Linked DNA regions of Homo sapiens: region 2 is linked to region 1. A link is an interaction called in ENCODE POLR2A ChIA-PET data of the cell type or tissue named here. Cell type or tissue: PC-9. All regions are shown on one strand.

The links. ChIA-PET counts read pairs that join two places held together with the same protein. Peaks named below come from ENCODE experiments on the same cell type or tissue, not always from the same donor. Only the 100,000 strongest peaks of a DNase experiment are listed, where the experiment ranks them.
Region 2: POLR2A ChIA-PET joins it to region 1 with 7 read pairs; 2 of 35 experiments call an interaction of 5 or more read pairs at or near these places.

What each region holds. Positions count from the first base shown.
Region 1 is chr6:26,657,392-26,661,391 of GRCh38, reverse strand. It overlaps ZNF322 (zinc finger protein 322), which reads left to right and starts at 1,646. Exons shown (of 4, transcript NM_024639.5): 1 at 1,646-1,951; 2 at 2,746-2,834. RefSeq lists enhancers at 1,236-1,435, 1,456-1,515, 1,215-1,715, 1,746-1,935, 1,946-1,995 and 1 more. In PC-9, CTCF peaks have their summits at 903 and 1,102; a DNase peak (open chromatin) is centred at 1,621; H3K4me3 peaks cover 2,520 bases; H3K27ac peaks cover 493 bases.
Region 2 is chr6:26,741,020-26,745,019 of GRCh38, reverse strand. It overlaps TRM-CAT4-2 (tRNA-Met (anticodon CAT) 4-2), which reads right to left and starts at 1,757; the gene lies at 1,685-1,757. In PC-9, no CTCF peak of the experiment used is centred here; a DNase peak (open chromatin) is centred at 1,529; H3K4me3 peaks cover 1,760 bases.

The sequences.
Region 1 (4,000 bases):
TTGTTTCTTTTTGACATGGAGTTTCACTTTTGTTGCCCGGGCTGGAGTGCCCTTGGCTCACTGCAACCTTCACCTCCCAGGTTCAAGCGATTCTCCTGTCTCAGCCTCCCAAGTAGCTGGGATTACAGGCATGCGCCACCACGCCTGGCTAATTTTGTATTTTTAGTAGAGACAGGGTTTCACCATGTTGGTCAGGCTGGTCTCAAACTCGCGACCTCAGGTGATCCACCCGCCTCAGCCTTCCAAAGTGCTGGCATTACAGGCGTGAGCCACCGTGCCCGGCCTATGGTGTCCTGTTAATTGGAGGTGCTCAATAAATGTTTAACTGAATAAAACAATTAATAAAGAGTACTTTGGGCCAATGTATCCTGAAAGAAAAGGTTGAACAGTTCAATTCTACACATATTCAGACCTTGTTATATGCAGTGCAGAGATCAGAATCCAACTTGCTTAATTTTTATTCCAATAATTTTACACAATACACTCACCACTATTGAGGTAGCCATAAGTATAGTGACTGCAAGCACAGAATCTGGCATCAGACTGTTCACATTACAGCTTCATCAGTAATATGTGATCCTGGGCAAGCTACTTAATCTCTCTGTGCACCAGTTTCCTCCTAAAAGAATACATATCTCACACGATTTTTGTTACAACTGAATGAGACAATAGTGTAAAGTTATTAGAACAGTGTTTGATACATGCTACACACTCAAAATGTTATTATTCAAAATATTAAGACAACCCTGAGTGGAATATTTTGACCTTGAAAGTTTCATTAAAAATAAACATGAAAGTAGAATAAGCTGTAGACCCTCTGCGGAAGAATTCCACTAGTAGGAACATGATTAGTTAATACTGAATACGTGTCTCAGAGACTGCGCTCCCCAATTACTAAACCTCAGCAACTGGCTCACAATCCAAGTCCTTGGCCAGGCTGCCCAGGGTTTAGTTTTCCATATTCCTACTACTCATCTTTTCCCTTTGATAGCTGAGGACATTTAAAAACTGTTTTTTGTTGGTTTGTTTTTTTTAATTTAACAATTGAGCTGGGAGAATACCCAGTGTTCAACCTAAAGAACTGAGTTCTGTTCCAGCCCCACCACTAGGTGATTTACTCTTAGCTGATTCCAAATCAGAAACATAATCAGCAAGGACTGGGGAACCTCCCACAGTACTTTCTCTCGCTGCTGTTTTCTCCACCCACACAAGTCCACCACTTTTAAAAGCATTTCTTCCATCTCGCTGGCCACATCTTCGTGGATGACAGCGCTGCCACTGTGCTTCAGAATCCTCTATCTCTCCCAGATCTTTCCTGGTGTTTCTCTCAGGGTCAGTGGCATCTAATCTTTGTGACTCTACTCCTGGTTTGAGTCCTCGGTTAACAGCCTTGGGGAAACTGTAACATAAACTGCAACGCTGTTGGTGCCGTTTCTTCTTAGACAGGGTGGCAGCGATCGCCTCCCCCCGCAGCCGGCCTTCCACTGCGCCAGCAAGACCCCCTCCCACCAAAACGCCGAGGGCTCCCAGAGCGCAGGCGCCCCGGGCCCCGCCCCTTTCCGAAGACTCGGCTCCTATTGGCCCAGGGGCCGGGGTTGGAACGCCCTAGTGGCCGGAGAGGGGTGATCATGTGACTTGCGGGGGTGGGGCTGCGCCGGCCTCTTCCCAGCCAGCTTGAAAGGGTTTGCGTAGCCGGCCTTGTGGGCCCTTGAAGCGCTCTGTTAAAGCGCTCTGTGGGCGGCCTGGCCCCAACTCCTCTAGTCTAGGCGCACGAAGGGAGTTGCTCCTAGGTCTTGTCCGTGCCGGGTTCGCTTTTCTTTCCTTCCCGAAGCCTGGCCCTTAGATCTACTATCGCAGAGTCTGCGGCCGCCAGGAAGCCCAGATTCGAGTGTCCGGAGAGTAACCGGAAGTGCTGTCCCCAGGCCTAGGGGCGGCGCCGGCGGCTGCCAGGGTAAGCGCGGCCTGCGGGGCCCAGGGGTGGGATGGGTGCGCGGTGGGACCCAAGACCCACGGCCACAGTCGAGTGGGAGCAGCCCCTGTTCCTGGACACTGAGCATGGTCTGGTCTCCGCTGACGGCGGACGGAGGACTGAAAGATGGTCAATGAAAAGTTGAAAGAAGAGAACCTTAGTACGGTAGTTCCTAGAGATAGTAAACACTGCAAGGCACTTTTCAAAGCAATATAATCTTTCATATATATCGAGGAAAAAAAGGACCTTGAATGGATTTTTCGCTTCATCTTCAGTGCAGAAATTAGTTATGTTGCAGTTGAATCTATCTGCAGAAAAATCTGGTTTGTTTAATCTTCCTATAACCATTTCTTTTTGGAAAATGGAATTACAGATAACTTTATATTATATACACTTATCACATGCACTTTGGGGTTTGTAGTGGTAGACGAATGGGTCTTTGATCTTAGGAGTTGAGATAATACAAACAAAAACAATTAGCAGAAGGAGAAAAAACAAACGAAAAACGAGGCTTAGGGCTTTGTTATGAAGTTACAGTTAGTAATAGAAAGATTCTTGACATTTTGTCTAGAGCTGGTCGGAACTGATGGCTACCAGTGGCAGGTACTTCCTGCAGGAGAAACAGTGTAAGCAAAGATGGGAAGAGGTAAGCTATGGTTGAAGGATGCTCACTAGAATGGAGAGGAAATGGGACCAGTTTTCTAGGCCAGCTCTAGAAAAATTATGAATTATAAATTTCACAAGGTCATCGTCTACATTATTGATTTTTCCTCTAGGAGAGGCAAGAATTGAGTGTTGTGAATAGTTCTGAACTAGAGACCTTTTGAAACCAAAAGGAAGATGGTCTTGAGTCTTTCTTGTTACGGTAAGTGGTATACCAGGCTCTGTTTCTGTATAAATGTGGATGGGGGTGTGGGGTGGGGCAGGGTGAAAGACAGGAAAGTATGGGAGAAGATATATGGAAAAAGAGAATGCCCCTTTCTTAGCTCCTAAGATAGCAGAGTGATAAAACTGAGCCCTATCCTACCAACTTAAGGCTATTTTCTACTCCTTTTCAACATGCATGCATATTCACATTAGGCTTGCAGTAATTGCTTTTTGATTGATTTGTAGCACAAAGAGGGTAGTATGCCTAATGCTTAGGCAGGCTCTGGAGTCAGAAGATAGGTATTGAAATCCTGGCTCTGCTGCTTACTATTTGTAAGTTGTTGGGTGATTATCTAACTGCCCTAAGCATCAGGTTTTCCATCTATAAGATCCAAACACTGGTATTAATACCTATTTCATAGGGTCCTTGGGAGGACTAAATGAGATAATCCATGTAATCAATGAAAAATAAATGAGAAATTTCCAAGTCTAAGGCCTATAAACACCATCTAATTTTTAAATAATGCTTTACTAACTTTGTCTCTTGGTCCCATATACCCTTTAAGGATAACCATGAACTCTCAAGTTGTATGAATTAGCCTGTCTGCTTGGACTTTTGTCGTGTTCCAGTTTATTCCTTTCACTTCGACCCTAGGCAGGAAAGAGTACTAGTCTCTTCCTAGGATGGGGCAAGAGAAGCATCCTGAAGGAGGGTACCCTGGAGCTAAGACTTGAAAGATGTATTTGGGCTTGCTAGATGAACCAGCCAGGGCTACTGGTCTAGTCTGTTATACAGCTACTGGGGGTCCAAGGATAATGATTGCCTTTTTGTTCTGGTATTTGTTCACACTTTTCATTTATTCAACAAATGTACTCTAGGTAGTAGGGATATTACAGTAAGCAAAAGACTAAGTCCTAACCCTAATAGAAGTTATATTTTAGTAAAAAGACAAACGAATAAATATAAAATGTATACCATAAAGTTGAATGGTGATAAGTGCTGTGGAGAGAAATAAAATGTGATAAAGCAACACAGGCTATTTTAGATAAGGTAGTCAGGGTATGCTGCTTTTTGAGGAAGTGATCTTCAGGCAGAGACTTGAGTCCAATAAAGGAGTAAGCTGCATGGGGAAGAGCATTCTAGGCAGAAGGAACAAGTGCAAA
Region 2 (4,000 bases), 84 kb before region 1:
GAAATCTTGGACAATACCTGGCTTTCCTAGGCAGAGGTCCCTGCGGCCTTCCACAGTGTTTTGTGTCCCTGGGTACTTGAGATTAGGGAGTGGTGATGAGTTTTAACAAGCATGCTGCCTTCAAGCATTTGTTTAACAAACACATCCTGCATATCCCTAAATCCATTAAACCTTGAGTCGACACAGCACATGTTTCTGCGAGCACAGGGTTGGGGGTAGGGTTACAGATTAACAGCATCTCAAGGCAAAAGAATTTTTCTTAGTACAGAACAAAATGGAGTCTCTTTGTCTACTTCTTCCGACATAGACACAGTAACAGTCTGATCTCTCTTTCTTTTCCCCACAGATTGCTTTTCAGTACTTTCTGCTGAGACATTTTTGTATATTCATTTCTCTCTCAAGGAGCCTCTATAACAAAAGAGAAAAAAGTATCTCGGTTTCTGTGTGTGGCACATGAGTTTGAAGGATTTCTGAGACTGTCGTTCAGGACTGGCGTTACAGATTAAACGCCAATAAGATTCAGGACCAGGGACGATGGGATCCCTGACAGGCGGATATAACTCCTCGTTAAGGACAGACTGCCCACCACTCTCCTTCTTTCTCTGTTTCTGAATTTATTTTCTATAAATTCCGCTGGGTATCAGAACCTTCCTTCGGCTGACTGACGCTTTGCGATTTCCTCTCCAAGCCCGGATCTGTTCCCCAAAAGTCTCTCGTTCCTGCTTCTAGCTTCTCTTTTTAGCTTCTCTAGGTTCGCGTCATCGGCTTTCCTTTTTTCCGAGGTTGAATCCCCAGTTACAAGAAGCCGAGAGGTCTTCTTGTCATAAAATTAACTTCCCTCGGCTCCTGTAACAGGGAGTGGGAGCCCACCCTCCCACTCGCCGTGTAGCACTCTGCATCTCTGAGAAGAAAGTGACCACCCCAGCCCAGCACAGCACAGATTTTCTTTGAGCACCTGCTCGGAGTTCCTGTCCCTCGTCGCTCCTTGGTTTTCCCTCATCGACTACATACAGTCTGTTGGATGTCGGTCAAGGTATCGCCAGCCCCTGCCATGGGAACCATTTGGGGAAAAATAGATCCGATTTATTATACTTCAAAGATGCCCAATGATTCCCTGTCGTCTGTGTACCATAAAAATAAAAACAGATAAAAATAAGATCAATGTATTCGACATCTACACCCAGGCGTACAGCTCTGAGGTGATCAACTGGGAAGCGAAGGTAGCCCACCCAGAGGGAAGAAAGGAACAAAGCTGGAGAATGCAGACGTGGATCCTGCAGGCCGCTGCCTCCCAAGTGAGCGGGTTACAAATTCCGCTAACCCCAGCCCCCCACCACGCTATTGGCTATTTGAGGCATGTGGGGTTTTTTTCCGGACTAGAAGTCTTGTGTTCCACCTGGATTTTCGGGACCACTCAACATTCCTGAGCTCCACCCCTGCCAAGGTGGAGCCAGCACAGGACTGCAGGCGGAGTCTCCAGACTCATCCAGAAACAGCCACTGCGCGGAGCCGGGAGCGCGTGTCGAAAGCGCACCCCTAGACAGCTACTGTGGGAAAGCTCTGGGCCGGACACAATTCCACATGCTTGATATTTTAGAAAAGAAGGAATTATACCCTAGCTGTAAAGGGAGTGTGGATTACAGCTATAACAAGTACCAGGAAGGTAAGCTTTCCTTGCAAAAGCTGCCCTCTCTGAGGCTCGAACTCAGGACCTTCAGATTATGAGACTGACGCGCTGCCCGCTGCGCTAAGAGGGCGACGAAGTATAATGCCGCGCCAGCTTCCACAGGAATTTCCTAATTTCTTTCCCCAGGTGGGCTATTTTGGGACTTCAGTTTTCTTCGCCCAGGGTCGCTAGTTCTCCAAGATTATTTCCAATAGGCACGCGTAGGCTCCTTTTTAGCCCATCGGAAGAACCTCACAATCGGAAGCCATAGTGTACTGAACAATTATGCCTGACCTCATTCTCTATTGATCTGGATCTTCGTCCCCTCAGAGATATAAGGCAATAATTACTGTCCACAGTCTCCTTAGTTGGAATAGCGGGCTTTCACTAAATGCTAGTTGAATGAATGAAAAGCTCCCAAACATGCCTGCAGTTTACACTTACCTCTCTTAATTTAAATTTGCATTTCCACTTATGTCACCTGAGATAGTCCCCTCAAAATATCACCAACTGATTTTATGATGAGTCTTCATGTTTTCTTCACCTCTATGTTGCAAATACTCTATTAAATACTTTATTCCCATAATTTCATTTAGTCCTATTTATTTATTTATTTATTTATTTGCCATAAATCTATACATCATTATCCCCATCTTACTGATGAAACTGAGGCTCAGCAGAACTAAATCCACAGCTGATAAGGGGTAAAACCAGATCTTGAAAGCAGATTTTGTTTTCCAAAAAGCGTGCTGCCCTCTTTCTCCCTCTAGATCATGTAATCTCCCCTTTTCCTCTCCACACCACCACACTCATTTGTTAAGCAAATAGCTATAGAATTTTAGATTCGTTGGTCCATTCAACAAACTTTAATTCACCACTTGCCATGTACCCGACATTTATGTTCTAGATTTCCAAGGCATCCTTGGCCCTTTATCCCTCACATCCCTACAAACACCTTAAATCATTAGTTCTCGAAGTGCGGTGCCCAGACCCACCACATAATTCTCGAGGACACATTCCATTTCAGGTACTGTCCTACCCGAAGGCTTTGAGGATTCAGAAGAAATTGAGCCATCCCTGACCTCAGGAGCTGACAGGACAAACTGTCCTATCTGGTCCAGTTCCTATACTCTCAAACTTCCGGATTCTTATAAATGCATTTTCCTAAATATTTTATTTTGATACTGTAACTCTTCCGCTCTGTACTAGTTTGCTAGGGCTGCCATAATAAATATCACAGACTGAGTGGCTTAACCAACAGAAAATTTTCTCAGTTCTGGATGCTAGAAGAGTTGTTAGCTTTGGTTTCTCCTGAGGCCTCTCTCCTTGGCTCGCAGATGGTCACTTACCTTCTTGCTGTATTCTTGCATGGTCTCTCTCTCTCTACACATATTTCCATCTTTTCTTATAAGAACGCCTATTGGGATTTAGGGTTTCGACATGAATTTGGTAACGGGTGGGGCAGGACAAAATTCCACCGTAACAGGCTCAAAGTTGTTTAAATTTCCACCTTCAGATTTGCAGTAGACTTTGTTACTGGAAAGCACTACTTCCTTTTTTTTTTTTTTTAACAAGTATTTTAGAGTCCCTTAATTGAACAGACCATATACCTTTCCTTACCTAGGAATTCCCACTCCAATGCGCGGTCCACACACCCATTATTTCTCCTCATCTTCATTCTTCAAGGCCCATTCTTGATTCTTTCATTCTTATTTGAAAGAATGTAGCATGGAGGAATGTAGCATACTAGTTTTTCCCTCGGAATTGCATGACTCATTGTCAGTAACTATCTTATGGTTTTTGCTGTTATGACATTTAGTATGGATGTGTGCTATCTTTCATTAATATCCTCCATCTTGTAGTCACTGTTTCCATAAGGAAGCGCAGCCAGTGTGAACTACAGTCCAAAACCTCCCATATGCATAGACTGGTTGTGTAGTCTAAAGAAATTCCTGGCTCTGAGTCCTAATTCTGAAGGTAGTGGTAAACTTCAGTCCTTTGGTGTCTTATTCACTTAGGTTCATGCCAAGCTTACGGGGCCCAATGCAGATCCCAGGAAAAGGAGGAAGGGATGTATGCTAAACCTGTTCCTATTTCTACCCGCCAGGTTTGTTGTTGTTGTTGTTTGTTTTTCAGGTGGAAGCTCAACAGCATCCATGCTATGGGTGATTGATGCTATGTTTCTCTAATGTTAGCAGTATCTTCTTCTAATGAACTCTCTCCTTGATGATCTCTTGTCATCTGTCTTGGCCAATGTCAGTAAGGGGTCTGCATGTAAAAATGCTCATAGGTACTTGAGATGTTCATCTTTTCCTCCTTGTTTGGGTGAATTGT